Regions from separate parts of the Mus musculus genome. Here region 2 is linked to region 1. The links are chromatin contacts, found by POLR2A ChIA-PET in ENCODE. All regions are on one chromosome and are shown on one strand. Each heading gives the region's core, a stretch centred on a gene start or an enhancer-like site at or near the end of the contact. The rest is flanking DNA. Distances are from core to core; before and after follow the strand shown.

Region 1 (6,081 bases), core at 1,729-4,228:
AACTACATTCAGCTGGCAAGCCCTGGCTAGCTTTCTTCAGTCTGCAAATGAGTTAGTGGCAGCACTGGGGTGGGGGCTGAGAGGTTTTCAGGTGGTAGAGAGGCAAGTGAAGTACAGGGATAAACCATTCACAGGCGATAGAGGGGGCTCCATCAACGTGGAGGGCTGAACCATTCAAGCAGCACATGTTGGGGGGAGGTTCAGAGTTGGGCTGGACCATTCTGATGAGTGAGCATGAACCAGATCAGAGCAAAGATTTCCAAACATGCGGTGAAGAGTTGGACGTGGGGGACGGAGGTGACAGCAGCCAAGCTTACCAGATGGAGTTGGAAGTGGACTGTCTCATGGAACAAGCACTCCAGCAGTGGGTTACAGCAGAAGTGGGGTGGGTCCTATGGGCTACAGCAGAAGTCGTGGGGTGGGTCCTGCTATGAGGCTGACATGGTGCCTGGGGGAACCTAAAAGAAAACAATTTCAGTTAGAGATGGGATCTCCCAAGATAGAGGAGTTCCCTTCCTTCCTGGTCCCCCTCATTGAGAAACCAGGCTCTAGAGGTCAGATGAGATGGGAGATTCGGTTTCCATGGCAACCTGGAAAAAAGCCATCTTCCAACCTTTCCTTTAGGAAGCAGCCTGGTTCAGGTAGTAAGGAAGCATAGGGTGGCACCTCAGTACCAACCCACGTCGCCCTTTTCTGACTAGACTGATATTCTGGCTCAGGCCCAGCTACAGGGGACATCTACTGTCAAGCAACCTTAGTTCCTGCCCCCAGGGCATGTGGACCCTAGGCCTTCAGTTCTGCTACCTCCAACCCTAACAAGACACCAGATAGTCAACACCACCTTTTGGACTCTGACCCTTCCAGTTCCCTTAGGCTGGTGTAGGCAGGTTCTGGCAAGCGGCACAGGTGGTCAGACAAGATGAACGGGCCCAACAGGGAGGAGCCTTCTTCCTCCGCAAGAGCTGTGACTGGGCCTGAGCTAGGAAGTAGCCTCTGCAGCAGGCTCCCTCCATGTCACCTCCAAAACCATATCCTGTTTCCCCATCACCTCCTTCCTCCATGTGGCCCAAGGAGGTGACAGGGGCCCACTCTCTTCCCTCCTAATCCTTAGATACAAAGAGCTAGGTATATTACTACAAGTCTAGGGCCAAGACTCAGGTGTTGATAGCAGGAGTTAGGCCTCAGTCAACCCTCACCTCAGACTCACTCCTTGGGGACCAGTGTTTTCTCCAGGACCCAGACACACGGGCTCTCTACCTGGCCTCTCCATTTCCTGGCCTTCCAGCCCCCATCTTTCCCCCTGCCCCAGAGACTTAGGCCTCTGGCCTCCATGATGCAATGCACTGCAAGCTTTTGTGCCTGCTGATGACACTGCCCCCAGGGAAGTGTTATTTCTGACCTAAGCAAGGCCCTTAAGGAACAGTGGTCAGCAGCGAGCTGAGAAAACTGGATTGGCTAGGACCTTCTGGAGAAAAGATGCTAGAGGCTGGACCCTTCTGGACAGGGAAGCAAATTCAGGACTAAGGTGCTTACCCAGCAGTTGATAGAATTTGTGGCTACGGGGTAGGCTAGCCTATAGAGGGGGGGAGGGTTGCAGGCCAGACCAAGGGGGTCAGAAGGGTATGTGATGGGTGTCTGGACACCAGAGTGGGGGAGGGCCAACAGCCATTTAAAGGGCCAACCTCAGAACTTTAATCCCTTACCAGCCTTGGCCCCAAGCAGGAGGCTGTAATTCATCTGCCCAACAGCTGGGGTGGGGGTGGGGGGGCATGTGCATGAGGAGGAGGGGCTGGGGCCTTCTTGTGCAAAGAACCAAACAACAAAAGGGGAAGCTGAAGGGGCCAGCTCTAAAGTACCCAGGTCACCCTACTGACCTGCGGATCTGCCAGTGGCCCCCACCTGGTTCTGGCCCACAGGTTCTGTAGTTCAGACTCACAGATTCTTGGTCATGGAGTCAAAGGGCTCACCCATGGGGTTCTGAAGAAAGCCTAGACTGAGCACCCTCAGGGCAGGCTGTCAACCCCTTCTTGCACTTTTCCAGCCACAGTAACTGGACTGGAGACCTGAGGCCCAGTCCCAGACAGCCTCAAATGCCCTGCTCACCAGCCAAGCCTCTGTAGACATAGCCTGCCAGCTCCCCCTCCTGCCAGCACAGGGTGGCAGTGGCCACACCAAGGCTGTCCCTTTAAATCATTTCCACCCCTGACGGTGTGGACAAACCAAGGGCCCTGCCCCCCAGGCAGGCAGCTTGCCACCACCCCACCCCCTAACCCCCAGATATGTAAGGGCCATTTAAAGGGACATCAGAGAGGCAGCCTGGTCTCTAACAAATCCCCACCCCCTCCTCACACACTCACTGTCCCTGTCTCCAGCAACACACAGCCCCCCTGCCTCTCCATCAGGCCCCAAATTCCGGTTTTCTCTCACCCCTAGAGACTGCTACGAGGAGAATGGGGCAAGGGAGACTGGGGGGAGCCATTAAAGAATAAGGACTCCCTCCTTCCTCAGAGCCCCATGAGACTGGTCGGAAGAAGCCAGCCTAAGAAACATTGAGACAGAACCCCAAAAGGTGCCTCGGGCAGAACAGGGGAGCACACACTGTGGGGTGGGGGGAAGGGAGTCAGGCTGCACGAGACGGAGGGTGGCGGAGCCAGCAGGCGACAAGCCCAACTCGCAGAAATGGAACAAGGAGGGCTGGGGGGGAAAGGCAAGGCCCGGGAAATCGGGGAGACGGAAAGGGGTCGTCCGGGAGGGTGTGGAAGAAAATCAGACAGGGGGAGGGAGAGCCAGGCCAGGGTTACCTGCTGGGTGTCTGTCCCCCGGCGGTGCCCCCAGAGTCCGGGTAGGGAGGGGGAAGCAGCAGGGGGGGGAGTGGGGGCTGGGGGGCGGGGGAGACGGTCCCTCCTCTGCCTCCTGGGCCTGCCCCGGCGCTTGCAGCCTCTGCCTCCCTCCCTCCTCCTCCCCGTCCCTGAGTCCCGGAGTCAAACAAAGAACTGTAGCAGGCTCTCCCCAACCCCCTCCCTCCCTCCTCCTCCTCCTCGTCCTCCTCCTCCTCCTCCACCTCCTCCTCCTCCCCTCCCTCCCCACCAGCAGGCTCCCTCCTCCTCCCTTCCGGTCTCTTCCTTTAACTACCCGCTCCCCCAGCCTCCCCCCACTAGTCTCTCTCCACCCACCCACCCACCCCAACCTTTTACACACCCCTTTAGCCTAGCCATGTCCCCGCTAGGGAAACTGTGGAGTCCCTTTGCAAAATGAAAGGCTCCAGAGAGCAACATGGGAGGGAACCAGAGTATCGCTTGAAAATCACAAGCTACAACGTAATTATTTTAACAGCCAAAGGAATATAGTCTTAGCTATTTTTTTTTAAGGAGGGGAAAAATAAACCTAAAGAAAGCAATACAAATCTGGCTAAAGCCCACATCAAATAAGGTACATAAAGTAGTCGATGCTAATCCCTGACACCCCCCCCCCACACACACACACACACACAACACACACTCCAGGTAGCAGAATTCTCCACTCTTTAACCAATCCCCTGTGAGGGCTACTTTAGAAACAGGTCCACCCACTATAATAACTAACAACATTTAATAATATGTATTTTCTGATACTCATTCGGTATTAATTTTATACCAACCACTGTGCTAAATGCTTTGCATAAATTATTTCACTGCCCCCTCCCATCAGCTAGAAGGTAGGTATTGATATTTAAATGTCCCAGATTGCAGATAGGAGGTTCTGCAAGGTTGTGACTTTTCCCGAGTCCCATTTAGTGGCAGAGCTGGGGTTAGAATCCAGGTTTGAGCCGACAATCCACATTCTTAGGCACAAGAAAGGAGACTCTGTAATACCATCACCAACTCCAAGATTTAACAGAGGGCAGCCATAACTATCACTGGACTTCTCTCTCAAAAGTGGGCAATACCAGAAGCTGATCCACCTACCTACACAGATAAAGACCTTGACTTTTCAGCCTAACTCTTTCTCCTCAGTTTGGTAAGAGGAGGTGACGGGAGTCGCAGGGATGGGCTGGTGTGTATACCCACATACAGCTCCTCTCTTAGGGGCAGCTGTCTTGCAACTACACCCACTTCAGCTCAAGCTGGGAAAGGGGCAACCTGACACTGGGCCATGCAGCAGGTGGGAAACTAAAAAGACTTCAGGAGACACTTCCAAGGGCGCGCGGGAGGGAGTACGGGGGGTGGTAGTGGTAGTGGGGACTGGAGAGGAAGTTTTTCCATGGCAATCTAGGAAAAAGAAGGGGGGGGAAGACCCAGAATTCTCTCAAGCCAGCAAAGGGGCAAAGTCTTTCAGGCCACACCACACCCGCGCCCCTCCCCCTTCACGAAACTCCAGGCCAGGGTTTCCCACCTGCAGGATGCTAATGCCAAGGGAAAGGAAAGGAGAAAGAGATGGCACGGGACTGGAACGGGACTCTGGGCAGAGGTGGGAGGGAATGGAAAGGGGAGGAGATCGCATTGCCTGGCAACCGTCCCGGGGCACGTGCACTGGTGACATCATCCCAGGCCACCTCGAACACAGACCTTTGACTCCTACCAGGGCGAAGAAGCTGCTAGCTGGCTAAATTTCCTGAGAAAATAGCTTTAGGAATTCTGGGAACCCAAAAAGGAGACGAAGGAGGGAACCCAGGCGTCCTGCTTTTATCTCTGTTAACCCCAGCAGAACCAATCCTAGGGAATCCGGTCATTCGCCTGCCTCCTCCTCTCAGCCTCCAGCCTTGACCTCCCAACCCACATTTCTGACTGTCCCGACACGCCCCTCGGAAATACTGTGCCTTCTTTCTTCTGGGCTTGATCCCGGGTTAGGGGCGGGAGACTAAGGGACGGGGCACCAACCAAGTCCCGCGGGACTCCGTCTGCTATCTGCAGGATCCCTTGTGCCCCAGCTGGCCGCCAGCCGGAATCTGTCTGGGTCCCCAACTCTCCCGCCCCTCCCGCGCCGTTCCAGGGCGGAGTCTGTGGAGTTGAAATCAGGACACGCGGAGAGGAAGAGTTATATAACCCTCTGGAGAAGCAGAAAAGGACGAGTGGAGACGGGGACAGCCCGAAAGGAGCCAAGGGAGGTGTAAAGAACGCCAGAGCGTGCGAGGAGGAAATGTTAAGGAAGGGAAGAGGAAGGTCTGGTTTGCCTATCAAAAGCAGGAATTTACAAGAAAAAAAGAAAATAGGCGTAATGACCCTCTGGCCTAGAAAGTCACCGGGACCACAAGGGGCTTCTCACAGTGTCCTGCCCTGTCACTAACTGCAGCTAGGCCTGGGTGGGTTAAGCCTCGGGAAGGGGTGCTTGTACCCACTCCCTTTCTTTTGTGGAAACACCCTTTGCCGGAGCTCGGGAAAGCCGCGGCTGAGCCTAGGGGGCCGGAAACCACAGCTCCGCCCAGCCCACCTGGGAGCTTGGGGCGCCAGCTGGGGGTGGCGGTGGGGAACACAGGTAGCGGGCCTTCCCTCGAGAGGCTGACATTAACAGTCGACACCCGGCTAAAGAGCGCAAACCCACCCAGACGTCTGGGCCCGCAGGGGTTGAGAAACACAACCCTGGACTAGTTTGCAAACACAGACTGACGACCTGAGGCAAAGGGGGGGGAGGGAGGGAGAGACACACACACGACTCGCCGCGCAGGCGCAAGAGACTGTCTGGGCTCGTGCAGTGGAAGGGGTTGTACAGGGAGTGGAGCGTGTGGGAGTGCACGTGCGGATCCTGGGTAGCCACCGCCACCACCCCCCCTTCCACCTCCTCCCTCTCCCTCTTTCAGGCTCTCTATGACAGCTTCCCATTGGTCACTAGGACCCTGACGTAGTCGACGTCCGCTAAAGCCGATTGGACTGGAGAGAGTGAGTTTGGGAATCTGGCGGTGGACGTTCCCCAGCCTGTTACTCTGGCAACTGAGAAAACAACCCTGGCAAGCGACGGAGGTTCGACCAGCCTTACTCTGAGCAACCACTGGGTCCGTTCCTATCGCACCTCAATTAATTACTTCTTTTCTCTCGGAGTTCTCATCGCCAGGAACTAGGTGTTCTGCCTTCGACCTTCCCCACACTCCAGCCTCCAAGACACAGTCAC
Region 2 (6,081 bases), core at 2,258-4,757, 130 kb after region 1:
CACAAGTCTCTTTAGTCTTTAATTGCTTAGAGGTGGGGAGCCTGGTTAGTGTGGACTGTGGTTTCTTAGGCCTGTTGGTTGAGTCTATGCTAAGTACACAATTTCAGGATCACCAGATTCCAAATGTCCTTAGGAACAACCAAGAAGGACAAAAGCCACCCAGTAATGAATGTCAAATTATGCAATGGTGAAAAAAAAGAAACTGAGGACATGAGGAAGACCCAGTGGGCAAAAAAAAAAAAAAAAAGCAACTAAGTCAGGAGCACAGAATCTCCTGAACACACTGTAGAATGCTGGGCGCTCCCTCTTCCTCCTCAAGAGCCTGGCAGCCACCTGTGGCTGCCTTGCCTCATCCCCACAGGCTGCCACAGGCATTGATCACCGGGTTATGAATTTCAAACTTGAAGGATTTGTACTTTGCTCCAAGGAAAAACGTTCTGTTAGGCCAACAAATCAATAAAACCAACTACAAGAGCGCGGTTTCCTCCATCAGCCTCAGGGGGAAGCATCTAGCTCCCCTAAGCCTCACACTGGAGCCTCTGGAGACAGAAACCACACTGCAGACACCGGGAGACACTGTTCCAGCCTGGGGCTCACTGGGGTTACTGGAAATACCTCAGGGCCCGCTTGCTCCTCAAACTGGTCACCAGTAGGCAGTCTCCCTCACAACTTCTTGCCCACACAACTGTTCCCCCTTCACTGCACCCCGAATTGCCCTTCTTCTTCCCAGTCACAAATGTTCCTTGCTCCCCTCTCCCCCTACAACCACCCCAGCTCGGCTGCTGCTCCTCCCCTACAGCTGCCCCCTTCTCCCCAGCATTCTTTCCTTCCCTCTGTCCCGACACACACCTCACAAGGTCGACCCTCTCCTCCCTAGACAGACGGTTGGGTCACACCAACCAAGAAGCTGCCCCGCGTGGCCCTCCCAGGCCCGCGCCTGCATGCACGCGTCGCCATGGCAACTCGGGGCCGGGAGAGTAAGTGGCGGGTCTGCGGACACTGCGCAGGCGCACTGCTCCGCGGCCCCACCCCACGAGAGTCTTTCCCGCGTGGATCTGAGACTAAAGGGCAAGGGGGGGCGCGGCTAGGGTTTCGAGAGCTACTAAATCTGGGAGCCGAAGGTGCGGGGGACGGCTCCCGCCTGGATTTGAGGACTATGCTGGAAGAGCTGGGACTGAAAACAATGAGACACGGTCTCGCAGGATGTGGAAAAGACAGGGGGACCCAAACGCCCGACCCCGGCCCCCAGGTGTGTGGGCTCCGGCCTGCACGGGTCCAGCAGGTGGCGCTCGGGGTCCCGCCTGCGAGACTCGTTCACCTTCTAGAAAACTCTCCAGGATTTCCAAACAGCCAGGGCTGCAGCTGGGTCCAGGGGAAAAACCGGGGCTGGAGCACCCCTGCCCTCCCGCTGCTCCCGCTTCTTAGCCCGGATTGGGGTCTAGGATTGCTGGGAGGCACGGGGCGGGGGCGGGGGGGAACGGGTGAAGGCTGGAACTGGAATTTTTTTTTTTTTTTTAATCTGAGGATTGGCTTTGAAAAGCGTTGCTGGTTTGGGGGGCAAACGAGAGGCGGGGACTCCCCTGGGGAAGGTGACCCGGCCTGGGAGGAGCTTTGCTCTCCATAAGAACAAAGGCTGCGTCCCAGAGCAGCTTGGAGATCATTGGAGGGGCAGAACTGAGTGGGTGCTAGGGGGCGCTGCGTGTCCTGGTGGCTGGAAGGTGGAAAAGACAGCTGTACCCGAGGTCGCAAGACGCTTTGGGGAGACGTGGGAAATGCCACGAGGAAGCAGAATCATGGGAATAGGGAGGCGCCCTCCCTGCTTCCATCAATAGTGCCTAATTAAGACAAAGCCAGCAGCGAGCCCACTGATTACATTTCCATGAGGAGCTAAATTGATGACATTTTCTTTGCTGGATATGAAGAGACGCTGGCACCTCAGTTCTACCATTTTCACACCTGACAGGTCTCATTTAGCCAGTCTGGTCCTGCCGGAAGTGGCAGTCCCTGGTACTCCTGGAAGCCAATGCATTTATCTACACCCTGACCCAAGCCACCACTTCCATAATCGACCATTCCTCTCTTACTTACACCAACACCAATACCAACACCTTCCCCGTTCGCCATGTAGCTCAAGCTGGCCTCAAACTCTCAAACTTTGAGTCTTGCCTCTGCCTCTTGGGTGCTGGAATTATGGGGGTGTGCTGCCACATCTAGCTGCCGCCATTATCCTGAAGATGAGTTTCTGAGCTCTGATTTGTGTGGTCTTTGGCCCAGCCCAGACTCCTGTTGCTGAGAGAGCAGGGACTGAAGGAAAGAGGCTGCGCCACACCCTAAAACCAACAGCTGCACAGTACACGGGGCTGGGATGGAACTCATAGGTAATCTTCCAGCCAGATGGTAAAGAGGGGTGATGTGACTGGTCAGAATCCCGAGGGAAAAGTCCCAAAGGACTGAAAATTTGTGGGGAGGCTTGGGATGGGGATCCTCAAGGGCAGGTTCATAAATCCCTCAGGGAAAGGAACTTTGCATAGACCCTTTTTCTCTTCTGACTCCCCTCTCAACGGTGGCTGTGCCTAGGGATCCCAGCCCCCCACATTATGCTAAATAGGTAATCAAACATCTTGCTTTGCTAATTACTGCTCAATCCGATTAAACGCCGCTGAAGCTCATCAGCAGAGGTGGAGGTAAAGGGAGGGGGGGGGCGCAGCCACAGCTGTGATGGGATGCTTGTCCCTAGGGGCTGTAGGGGACAGCTGAGAAACAACCAGAGTAGCAAGTCTAAGCACATCCCAAAGGAAAGGGACTGAGCAGTTGTACCCTGAGATCGGTCCCTTAGCCTGGGCCACCTCAACTATAGGCGTTTCTCTCCTCCCAGAGCCTTATCACCCTCAGAACCCAGGCACCCGGCCATTCCCACAGTCACCCACACACACCCCTGTCCCAGATTTAATAAGGTCTGTTCTCCCACTGTCAATATTTGATTTCTCAGAGCCATCTCCACGGAGAAGAGGGGCCTCGGTCCTTCTTCCCCCCTACCTTGGTCCTTTTGGGCCCAGTCCTAGTCCCTTTGTGCTCCCAACCTTCTCTGAACTTACTGACTTAATGAAATGATATTAAAGTCTTAAGCAACTCCAAGAAGAATGGTTGCTATGGTAAAGGGAGTGGGCAGGACGCCTGGGTCCCTGAGGGGTGTAAGGGCTGAGAGGGAGAGGGAGCCAGAAGCTAAGACCTAGAAGTCACAGCCCCCTACCCCCACCCTCCAACCCCCGTGGGTAATAGCAAACTTTGGATGAGGTGGGTGCCATACCTCTAGATCTTCGTGAGAAGCAGGGAATAAGGTGGGTGCTAGGAGAAGCTGGAAGGACAGATGTTCAAGGGGTCAGGGTCTTACCCGCCACTGGCTGACCTGAGTATCCATTAGGAGAGAGGGATCAGTGTGGGAGACGGGGCCTCTGTGCCAGCAACCGCCCTGCTGACCCTGCCCTGGACCAGTTCCGTGAGAACCAGAGTGGATTCTTCAACAACCCTGACTCATCTCTCTGCCCCCTTTCCCCACCAGCAGCCCCCCCACAGGTGATTTGTAGCTGAGGCCACCCCCCTCCAGTGGCATGAGCCAGGAAAGAGTCATTCCATGACAAGAAGAACTGAGGGCTTCCAAAGAGAACTCGGGCCAATGGGTGGAAACCGAAGCCCCACCCCGGCTCCCCACATCCATCCCCTTCTCACTCCCCTGGGGACCCTGGCCCAGCCCCAGTCCCCTTGGGGTGGTGGGAATGCAGGGACATTTGGCTGTGGCTGATTGATGAGGGAGGAGGAAGCCCGTGCGCACGAAGGCTGCTGTTTGCTGAGCACACAGATTCCTCCCCACTCACCAGCTGCTGCCCCCTGAGGCTGCTCGTGGGCACCCCCACCCCACCAGTCAGTGCCACTGGGGGAGCTGATGCCTAAGTTCCTGATAGAGAACCAGGAAACGGACTGCTTCAATTCCCTCATGAGAATCACAGCTGCCTCGAACCTGGTTGTTTTGAACTCCCTCCGGACACCTGCCCTGCCACATACGTGACTCTTGTACTCAGTAGTGGCCATTCATTCTGTGTCTTTCTTTCTTGCCCTACTTATCACCCCAAGTCCAGGCAAGCCAGTACCCTGCCTCCGAACCACCCCACATCTCTTTCCCCCGCCTGCCTGCAGACCTTGAACATCTTCCTGGGAAGGGGGAGACCCGAGTCTGTGGGTGCCCACTTTCCCGTTAGGAAGAAGCCCCACATTTCATTCTAACTTAAATCTCAGTTTGCAACATCAAACATTATCCACCAGATATTTTTATTGCAGTCTTGTGTGTTGGCTCAGCGAGTTAAGGCACCTGCTGCAAAGCCTGAGAAGCAATGTTCCATCCTGTGGAGCCACGCGGTAGAACAGACCCTGGCAACTTGGCCCCTGCCCTCTATGCGCATGCCACGGCCTGCACAAACGCTCCCTACCACACGCACATAAACACACATTTAAAAAAAAAGAAAGAAAGAAAGAAAGAAATTTCTACTGCAACTCCTTACCCCTTCTCCTATCGCTAACACTCCCCAACACAGACCATACTCTGAACAGGTGAAAGTTGTATCTCTTAAACTGCAAAGGCTAGCCAAGCCTGTGCTTCTGCAGCTCCGCCCCCAGGATGGCCAAGCTCCACCGACCTTCCTTCCACAGTTGGGAAGGGCAGCTTAGGCATCTGGGTCCCTAGCCTACTTGTTTCCCTTAGTTCTGCTCTGCTCGCCCTCGCTGGATGTGTTTCATTGTGTTGTGTATTTGAAATAGGGTTTCGCTTCATAGGTTACACTGGCCTCAAACTCACAAGCCTCTGCCCTCAACACCTCACAAGTGCTGGGATAACAAATTCTTGCTACCCCACACTCAGCTTCCTGCTCAGGATTTTATGTCTTAGGCTTCCAAAAGCTTGAAACATCATCTTTACCCTCCTCGGGCTTAAAAACTCCTTGAGTAAGAACAACTACTGTATACACACAGGAAACAAGGGGGTAGAGAGACCAAGCAAGGGCTTCTTTCTCTTTCCTTCCCATCCCTTCCCTTCCCTTCCCTTCCCTTCCCTTCCCTTCCCTTCCCTTCCCTTCCCTTCCCTTCCCTTCCCTTCCCTTCCCTTCCCTTTCCTTCCTTCTCTTCTCTTTTCTCTACTCCTCTCCTCTCTTCGCCTTGCCTCTCTTCTCCTCTCCTCTCTCTCTCTCTCTCTTTCTCTCTCTCTCTCTCTCTCTCTCTCTCTCTCTCTCTCTCTCTCTCTCCCTCCCTCCCTCCCTCCTCCTCTCCCTTCCCCCCTTCCTATTCCCCTCTCTGTTTGAGACAGGGTTTCTCTGTGTAGCCCAGGCTAGCCTGGAACTCACTCTGTAGACCAGGCTGACCTCAAGCTGAGAGATCCACCCACCTCTGCCTCCCGAGTGCTGACATTAAAAGTGTGTGCACCACACCTGACCAGACCAGCTTCTTAGAGTGACTTTCTGCCCCTTGGGCTATGGCTAGGGACAGACAGGGAAAGCCTGGAACAAAAATACAGAGGATGCCCCTGTTATTACCAAACAGGTCTTTTATTTTATTTTATATTTATTTTTTAGAGACAGGGTTTCTCTGTGTATCCCTGGCTGTCCTGGAACTTTGTAGACCAGGCTGGCCTCAAACTCAGAAATCCGCCTGCCTCTGCCTCCCAAGTGCTGGGATTAAAGGTGTGCACCACCACCGCCCAGCTACCAAACAGGTCAAATCGCTCCTTTTGCATCTCTGCTTCTGCCTTCCCATTGCAGTTCCTGGCTGGCCCACAGCTACTGTCTGCCCTCTGAACCGGAAAAGTTTACCCTGTTTCCCTGGGTTTCCTTTCTTTGTTTGGTCTTGTTTCTTTCTCCACAGGGTCTCAGCCACCCAGGTTGGCTTCAAACTCCTCCCACCTCAGCCACAGTATTGTTTTCCTGAAGGGAGATTGTAATATGCTGTTCCCCATCAAAATGTGGCCTTCAAGTGGGGTGTGGTGGTGCAAGCCTCTCATCAGAGCTCTCGGGAGGCAGAGGCAAGTAGACTCTATGAGTT

The links. ChIA-PET counts read pairs that join two places held with the same protein, here RNA polymerase II (POLR2A).
Region 2: POLR2A ChIA-PET joins it to region 1 with 26 read pairs in embryonic stem cell. The contact joins the promoter of Dnah2 here to the promoter of Kdm6b in region 1. POLR2A ChIA-PET finds 5 or more read pairs at or near these places in 4 of 5 experiments (Patski and embryonic stem cell).

The regions. Positions count from the first base shown.
Region 1 is chr11:69,413,216-69,419,296 of GRCm38, forward strand. Kdm6b (KDM1 lysine (K)-specific demethylase 6B) reads right to left here and starts at 2,979. Exons shown (of 24, transcript NM_001017426.2): 1 at 2,802-2,979; 2 at 318-458. It overlaps Gm51903 (a long non-coding RNA gene), which reads left to right and starts at 2,298. Exons shown (of 2, transcript XR_003949708.1): 1 at 2,298-2,569; 2 at 5,774-6,081.
Region 2 is chr11:69,545,601-69,551,681 of GRCm38, forward strand. Dnah2 (dynein, axonemal, heavy chain 2) reads right to left here and starts at 3,508. Exons shown (of 86, transcript NM_001081330.1): 1 at 3,392-3,508.